Linked DNA regions of Homo sapiens: region 1 is linked to region 2. The links are chromatin contacts, found by Hi-C in ENCODE. All regions are on one chromosome and are shown on one strand. The core of a region is the stretch at or near the end of the contact, and the rest is flanking DNA. Distances in the headings are between cores, read along the strand shown. Region 1 holds the start of RAB3A (RAB3A, member RAS oncogene family). Region 2 overlaps CRLF1 (cytokine receptor like factor 1).

Evidence for each region. A loop is a pair of places that touch in the nucleus more often than their neighbours do. Pooled maps may share reads with other maps.
Region 1: a pooled map shows a loop between it and region 2 (2.7-fold over the local background). The contact joins the promoter of RAB3A here to the enhancer-like site in region 2. A Hi-C loop is called at or near these places in 1 of 168 maps with a recorded cell type or tissue (CD8-positive, alpha-beta T cell) and 8 of 50 pooled maps.

What each region holds. Positions count from the first base shown.
Region 1 is chr19:18,202,541-18,205,849 of GRCh38, forward strand. RAB3A (RAB3A, member RAS oncogene family) reads right to left here and starts at 1,502. Exons shown (of 5, transcript NM_002866.5): 1 at 1,356-1,502; 2 at 1-200. The coding sequence starts at 200. It overlaps LOC102725254 (a long non-coding RNA gene), which reads left to right and starts at 2,190. Exons shown (of 2, transcript NR_134910.1): 1 at 2,190-2,359; 2 at 2,916-3,023. RefSeq lists enhancers at 744-1,526, 1,559-1,853, 2,039-2,138 and silencers at 1,519-1,908, 2,794-2,853.
Region 2 is chr19:18,592,753-18,596,061 of GRCh38, forward strand. CRLF1 (cytokine receptor like factor 1) reads right to left here. Exons shown (of 9, transcript NM_004750.5): 7 at 1,495-1,682; 8 at 1,313-1,355; 9 at 485-827. The coding sequence ends at 814. Among named protein-coding and RNA genes, the nearest start is that of REX1BD, 5.6 kb to the left of the region's middle. RefSeq lists an enhancer at 304-805 and silencers at 1,439-1,528, 1,549-1,938. Within about 2 kb of position 1,624, at least 10 of the 41 ENCODE cell types and tissues checked have a DNase peak (open chromatin) inside an H3K27ac peak, as active enhancers do.

The sequences.
Region 1 (3,309 bases), core at 252-2,751, 390 kb before region 2:
TTGCGATAGATGGTCTTGACCTTGAAGTCGATGCCCACGGTGCTGACGAAGGCAGGCGTGAACGAGTCGTCAGCATAGCGGAAGAGGAAGGACGTCTTGCCCACGCTGCTGTTGCCGATGATGAGAATCTTGAACATGTAGTCGAAGTTCTGATCCGAGGACTCCTTCTGCCCATAGCGCGAGTCTGTGGCGGATGCCATCTGGGGATACCGGGTGTAGCAGAGCCGTGAGGGGGGCTCTCTCCATCCTCATGTGCCCAAGCCCAGGCAGAAGATGGCAAGGGCTCCAGAAAACGGCCGGTGTATGGAGGACACCCTTATCCCATCAGGAGCCCCAGTATTAATTGGTGGTGCCCCCAGCAGAGGGCAGCCTGTGACCTTGAAATCCTGGGCGTTTCAGAGGAGGGGCTCAGAGGGTTGCCGATGGGGACACCCCAGCAGCCCCCTTCAAGGGGCAGGTGCCCCAGGTGGGGCTGTAACCCTAAACCCAGGGCTGAGCCCGGAGGGGGTGACTGCGGCTGGCTCCGCCCCCCATCAATCTTTCATGGTCCTCAGAACCCGGCCGCGCGGCCCCACGTGCACCGCGTGCATGGTCCCTCGAGGACGCGCATCTGCAGCCCCCGCTCCCCGCAAACCTCCAGGCCGGAGAGCTCCGGCCAAGGCCGCTGCATCACATGATACAGGAGGGGCATGCACACGCTCACGTGCACACAGCCTCAAACACGCTCATCCGTACATACAGGAGTGTGTGAACGCACTGAGGTGCACAGGACAAAGACACAGACACCTGTTTGCACACCGACTCGCCTATAGAAATGTGCAAACCACCCGTGCGCACAGGCCCCTCCACCCATGCAGGCGTGTGCACATCACCCACACGGACACGGATCCCCGTGCTTGTATGCACGGGCCATACCTGCACAGGCGGTCCACACGTCTTTCTCCACGCGCGTGCAACGCTCACACACTTAGGCCCAGACCCCCACGGCGTCACACGAGCATATCCAGGTACACAAGCAAGGGTGCACACAGACCCGCTGACACAGGCAGGCGCGCACACGCGTGTGCACACCACGCGCACGCGCACGCAAAAGCCTCCCGCGCGCACAGCTTCCCGCAAGGAGCTCGGCTCCCCTCCCCCTCCGCCGCAGAGCAGGGGGGTTGGGGGGGTTAGTGGTGAGGATCAGGCAGGAGTGGGGCGCCCGGGCCCTACCCATTCCCAGCCTCGCGACCGCCGCATCCTTCCCCCCATTCAACCCTAGTCAACCTCGTCCCCCACCTCCATCAGCCCATCAGTCAAATGAAGGTTATGCAGGTGCTCGGAGCCTGAGCACACCCGGCCGCCCAGGAGCTCACCTTGCCCTGCACCGATGCAACGGCGACCCTAGCGGCGGTGACTTTTTTGGCGGTGGCGGTGACAGGACCCCGGTGCGTTGATGTGGGGCTGCGCGGCGGCGGCGGCAGCAGCGGCTCAGGCCCCTGCAGTCCTCCGTGACGTCCTGCAAAGGGAGGGGCGGAGCCTCACATGTAGATAAGTCCGTGACGCCATCCGGAGGCGGAGCCGCGCGTAGAGATGTGGCCCATTGACGCACGCAGAGCCAGATGGGGCAGGGCTCCTGAGCAGATTGACGTGCAAATGGGGCGGGGCCTAGCGTGTGCATCCAGTAGGGGCGGGAGCGGCGCGGGGGCCGACTCCGCCTCTCGTCCGCCTCCTGTCCGCCTCGGGGAGGCGGGGCCCCTCAGCGTTCTCTCACTGGCTTAAGCTCTCGAGCGACGGGCGAAGTAGCCAATCAGAGATTGTCTACGCCCTCCTCTTGTCCAATGGTGGCATCTGGGAGATTGAAGGGCCGAGAGGCTGAGGCCTTGGCTGAGCCCCGGTCTTCGAGGGGCGGTTCCCTTACCCGCCCGCACCCACCCCAGGTAGGGGACTCTTGAGGCCACCGTCTAGTCCAAGGTGCTGTGACCCCTGTTAAATGCCCCTGACTCCCAATTGCAGAAAAGAAAAATCGAGGCCCAAGAGATGTTTTATACCCTCACATATATGGGGTTCAAAATAAATACCAAAGAATAAACAGGAGTCAAGAGGGACCCCTGTCCCATTCCCGAGGCGTAAGACCCCCCCACTGAGGGAGGGGCTAGTAAAGACTCCACCCCTCCCCCGTTTCTGAGGTTTGAAAAGAAAGAAGTAGAGGTCAAGAGAGCCTCCCCTCCCCACCATTCCCAGAAAAGGAGGAAGGGGCTGATGGACTCTCTGGGAACCCCCTCCCCTCCCTGCGCCCCGTCATCAAGAAGAAAATTCGAAGAAAAGGTTTAGCAGGGACAGAGAAGCGACCTGTCCCGGAAACCCCTTAAAGCCTGCGGTAAATGCCCCGGGAAACAGGGAGGGCACGAGCCGAAGCCTCCAGCTCTTCAAAGCTCGGATTCAAAGACCCGGGGGCTGGGAGACCCCCTCCCTCCATCCTGGGAAAGCAAAACTCAGAGGATGGAGCCTTTTGGGAGCTAAGATGGTCCATCTTTTATTCCTCCAAATCTTTAGGGAAGGAAGTCAGAATTTGGGGAGGGAGGAGGAGCCCGAAACCCCAGCCCCCACTTTGGGTCTCCTGCTCCCCCTACTCCAGCTTTCAAACCCTCCAGGGGTGTGTGGCCCCCAGGAGAGTCCTGATCCCCTAGATTCTCCCCCCACCCCTCCCAGTAGGCGGGGCTGGAGCGTGTGTGTGTGGCGGGGGGTGACTCGTCCTGTTTATAAAAAGCTCGCCAGCTGCGGAGGCGCCGAGAGACCAGAATAACTTAGCGCCTCGAGGCCCAGCCGCCGCCAACCCAGTCCCCAGCCCGCCCCCAGTGCCCTGGGAGTACTGGGACGCCCACCCCCACGTCCCCGCACCGTTTACATTTGGGAAATTTATTTTTTCTTTTTAGGGTAACATGTTTGCTCCCTCCTCCCCCACTCGGACTATAGAAGTATCACCAATCCACTGCAGAGAAATTGGGAAAATTCAGAAAAACAAAAAATAAAAAGAAATCCACCTCCCATTCTCCCTGCCCTCCGCGCCCACGCGGTAGTCCGTGCTCTGTGGGGGGCTCCAGGGCAGCTGGTCCAGGCCCTGGCCTGCCGCCTCCTTGGAGGGGAGGTTTTTCGGTTGCTCAGCTCCCTGATCGCCCAAAGGCACGCTTCCTACATGGGTGGCTCTCTCGGAAATACCTCCTGCCTTTTTTCCCCAGGAAGAGAAAAGTGAGCCACGAGAATGTGCGGAAGCTTCCGTCACTGACTTAGTATTTTAAAGTAAAAATAGCCGGGTGCGGAGGCTTACGC
Region 2 (3,309 bases), core at 374-2,873:
AGGCATGCACCACCACGCCCAGCTAATTTTGTATTTTTAGTAGAGACGGGGTTTCTCCATGTTGGTCAGGCTGGTCTTGAACTCCTGACCTCATGTGGTCCACCCATGTCAACCTCCCAAAGTGGCGGGATTACAGGCGTGAGCCATGGCGCCTGGCCAATTTTTTGCTTTTAGTAGAGATGAGGTCTCCCTTTGTTGCCCAGGCTGGTCCCCAACTCCTGGCCTTGAGCAGTGCTCCCAGCTTGGCCTCCTAAAGTTCTGGGATTACAGGCATGAGCCTTTGCAGCCAGCCAGCTCAGGTATTTTGAATCACATTCTCCAAGGAGTTCAGAATCAGACCTTGCAAATACTGGATAGACAGTCTGAAGTCCTGGGAGGTGAAAATTCTAATCTCAAAGGGTCATTAAGACGCCTCACATTCCCCTCAAATCTCACAGCCCCCACCCCAGGCCAGGCAGGCCCCAAACTCACCTTCACAATCACAGCACCTAAATAGCTCATTTATTTAAAAGGACTCTTTTGGAGGGGCCCTAGGTAATGGGGAGTAATGACTCCCCTTCTCACCCCCAGCCCTGGCAGGGGTTCTAGGCAACTCAACCAACCCTCACACACACACACACACCCACTGGGGTGCACCCAAAGGTGGCCTCACGTGGGAGTCAGAGCTGTTATGGCCGTTGGAGCTCAGGGGCCACCCCAGCTCCTGCTGAGGGTGGCTCAGGTGCCCTGAAGTGAGGGTACAGAGGTGGCCCCAGTTTGGGTTCGGCCTCTGCGTCTCCACGTGGCAGGGAGGGTGGCCTGAGCCCCTACAGCTTATCTGGCAGGACCTGCAGGCAGAGGGGAAGCCAAGCTAAGCAGGGAGTCCAGGAGAGGGCCGCACCACAGAGCCACTGAAGGAGGCTTCATTCGTGTCCTGTCCCCACCGCTTCTGGCTGTGTGACTTTGGGCAGGGTCCTGCCCCTCTCCGGGCCTTGGCGAGGCTATCTGAGCTGCAGGTAAAGCACTTGGCGCGGAGCCAGTATGCAGTAGGCGCCCATGCGTGCTAACTAGGGTGAGTATGTTCATTCATTTCGGAGGAGATTCCACTTCGGACATTTTCAGGGCATTGAATGTTCTTAGGCTAAAGGAGACAATGCCAGTTATACAGTAAGTGCTAAGTAAATGCTGATGAATAACAAAGGAAGAGGACGGATTCCATCTCAGCGACTCTAAGGCTGGGGTTGGGAGGCGTGGGGGTGTGAACAAGACCTGCAGCCACCGGAAGGGGCCCTCCCCTTGCTCCCTCCCGCCCACCCATTCAGGCCCACCTTACCTCTCGCCGTGCCCCGTCTGCCCGAGGGCAGGATCCCCTCGTCCTGTGCTTGGAAGGAAGGCAGAGGTGTCGTGGGGGCTGCAGACCTGCGTCCACAGCCTGCTGTCTTCCCCCTCCCCTGTTTTCTGGGCCCCCCCAGCTCCCTGTCCCCACCCCCACGCCCGAGGGTCCCTCCTTCCTACCTGGTTGCGGGTCTTGTGCGACTTCTGCATCCAGGCTCGCCACTGGTCGTAGAGGCGGAAGCTGAGGTTGGAGCAGTACGCGTGCTTCTTGAGCCAGCCCAGGAACTGCTTGAGCTCGCGCCGCACCGGCCCCGAGCTCGGCTCTCCGCCCCGCGGTTCGCACGCCCCGCCGCCCGGGCCCGGGCGCTCTGGTGGTGGGCGGAGCGGCAGTGTCAGAGCGCGCCCGGCAGGGGGTGCGCGCGGGCAGGAGAGGGGAGACCCCGGCGCGGCGGGACCATGCTCCCCTCGGGGAACCTCCCTCCCCGTTTCTCAAGGACCGAGTCCTCCCCGCGGCCCTGCACAGCAGCCCAGCTGCGCCCCTGGCCCGGCTGCGCCCCTGGGGAGGTGGGGGGGAGGGGGAAGGAAGGGGCTCCTCCTCCACATCTCCTCCAGGAACCCGATTCCTGTGGCCTGAGCCAGGTGCGAGTGGAGTGGGGGGAGGGGAGAATGAGAGAGGCCAGAGCCGGGGGGATGAGACATAGAGATAGACAGACAGAGCAGGGGGCCGAAAAAGAGAAAGGGAGAAAGACGCACGGATGAGAGAGCCGGGGCCAGGGATGGAGAGATGGAGACGCAGGGTGGGTGAAAGCCAAGGGTGTCAGCCCAGGAGGAAAGGGCCTGATCAGGGTAGGACAGAAACCCTGGGGACATAGGGACAAAGAGATCGAGACAGAGACACAGAGGAAGAGTGACAGATGAAGGGAGACCGAGTGCAAGATGACCCCATGGGACTGTCCCCAGCATGGGCCCATGGGACAGGGAGTGGGCCAGGAGGGCCAGGTGGGAGGCCTGCCTGTCGGTCCAGCTGCCGGCTGCAGCCAGCCCCCAGCAGGCCGGCGGATAAGGACATCGGCCTCACGTCATAAATAAAGCCGGGGACCCGCTGACAGGCCCTGGCACGGCCCCGGCCCCCGCCGCCCCTGCTGGCCTTCCCCGGCCTCCCCAGCCTCCCCTGCGGACGCAGCGGCCTGCTGGCTCCTGTGCAAGAATCGCAGGTGCCGGGCACGAGCAGGGGCCAAGGCTCAGGCCCCTCCCGGCTGCGCTTGCTCCCGCCCACCCCTGAACCTGGAGGGGCCCAGGATAGGGGCTGGGGAGCTGGCTGGAGCCTGACTCTACCCCTCCCTAGCTCTGGGACCCTCTCTGGGCCTCAGTTTCCCTATCATCTCACGAGCCAGAGTGAGCTTGGTCTTCCCGGTGAACTAAGTTTAGACCTGTGTGACCTCCTAGAGCCTCAGTGTCCTCACCTGAGAAAAAGCGGCCTCCCTTGCAGTGAAACCCTGGGGGGATGGGACAATAAGTACCTCCATGCCAACTGCCTGCAAACACTTAGGTGGCACCCACCATGTGGGCACTTGCCACAAATTATGTCATCCAACCCTCATAACAGCCCAAGGCAAGTGGGATTCTCGACCCCACCTTCCAGATGGGGAAACGGAGGCCAGACATTCCAAGTAACAGCTTTCGTTTCATTTCACAAAAGAGAGACTAGAGGCCTGTGGACCCGGAGAAATCCCAGACAGCAAGAGGAAGCAGACCTAGGCACCTAATCATTCCCATCCCCCTGCCTTGATCAGAAGGAGAAATTGAGGCCCATCAAAGTGGGAGTTGGCAGCCCATTGGCCTTAGAAGCAGGGGTCTCAAACTCACTGGCCCCCTCTTAGGAGGGAGTCTGAGTGGCCAAAACAGACCAGATGGGGATGGGCAAATGGAGAGTGAGGGTCCTGAGAAGGGGAGACCACTGCTGGTGGGGGCTGTAGGCCATGCTGTTACATTTTC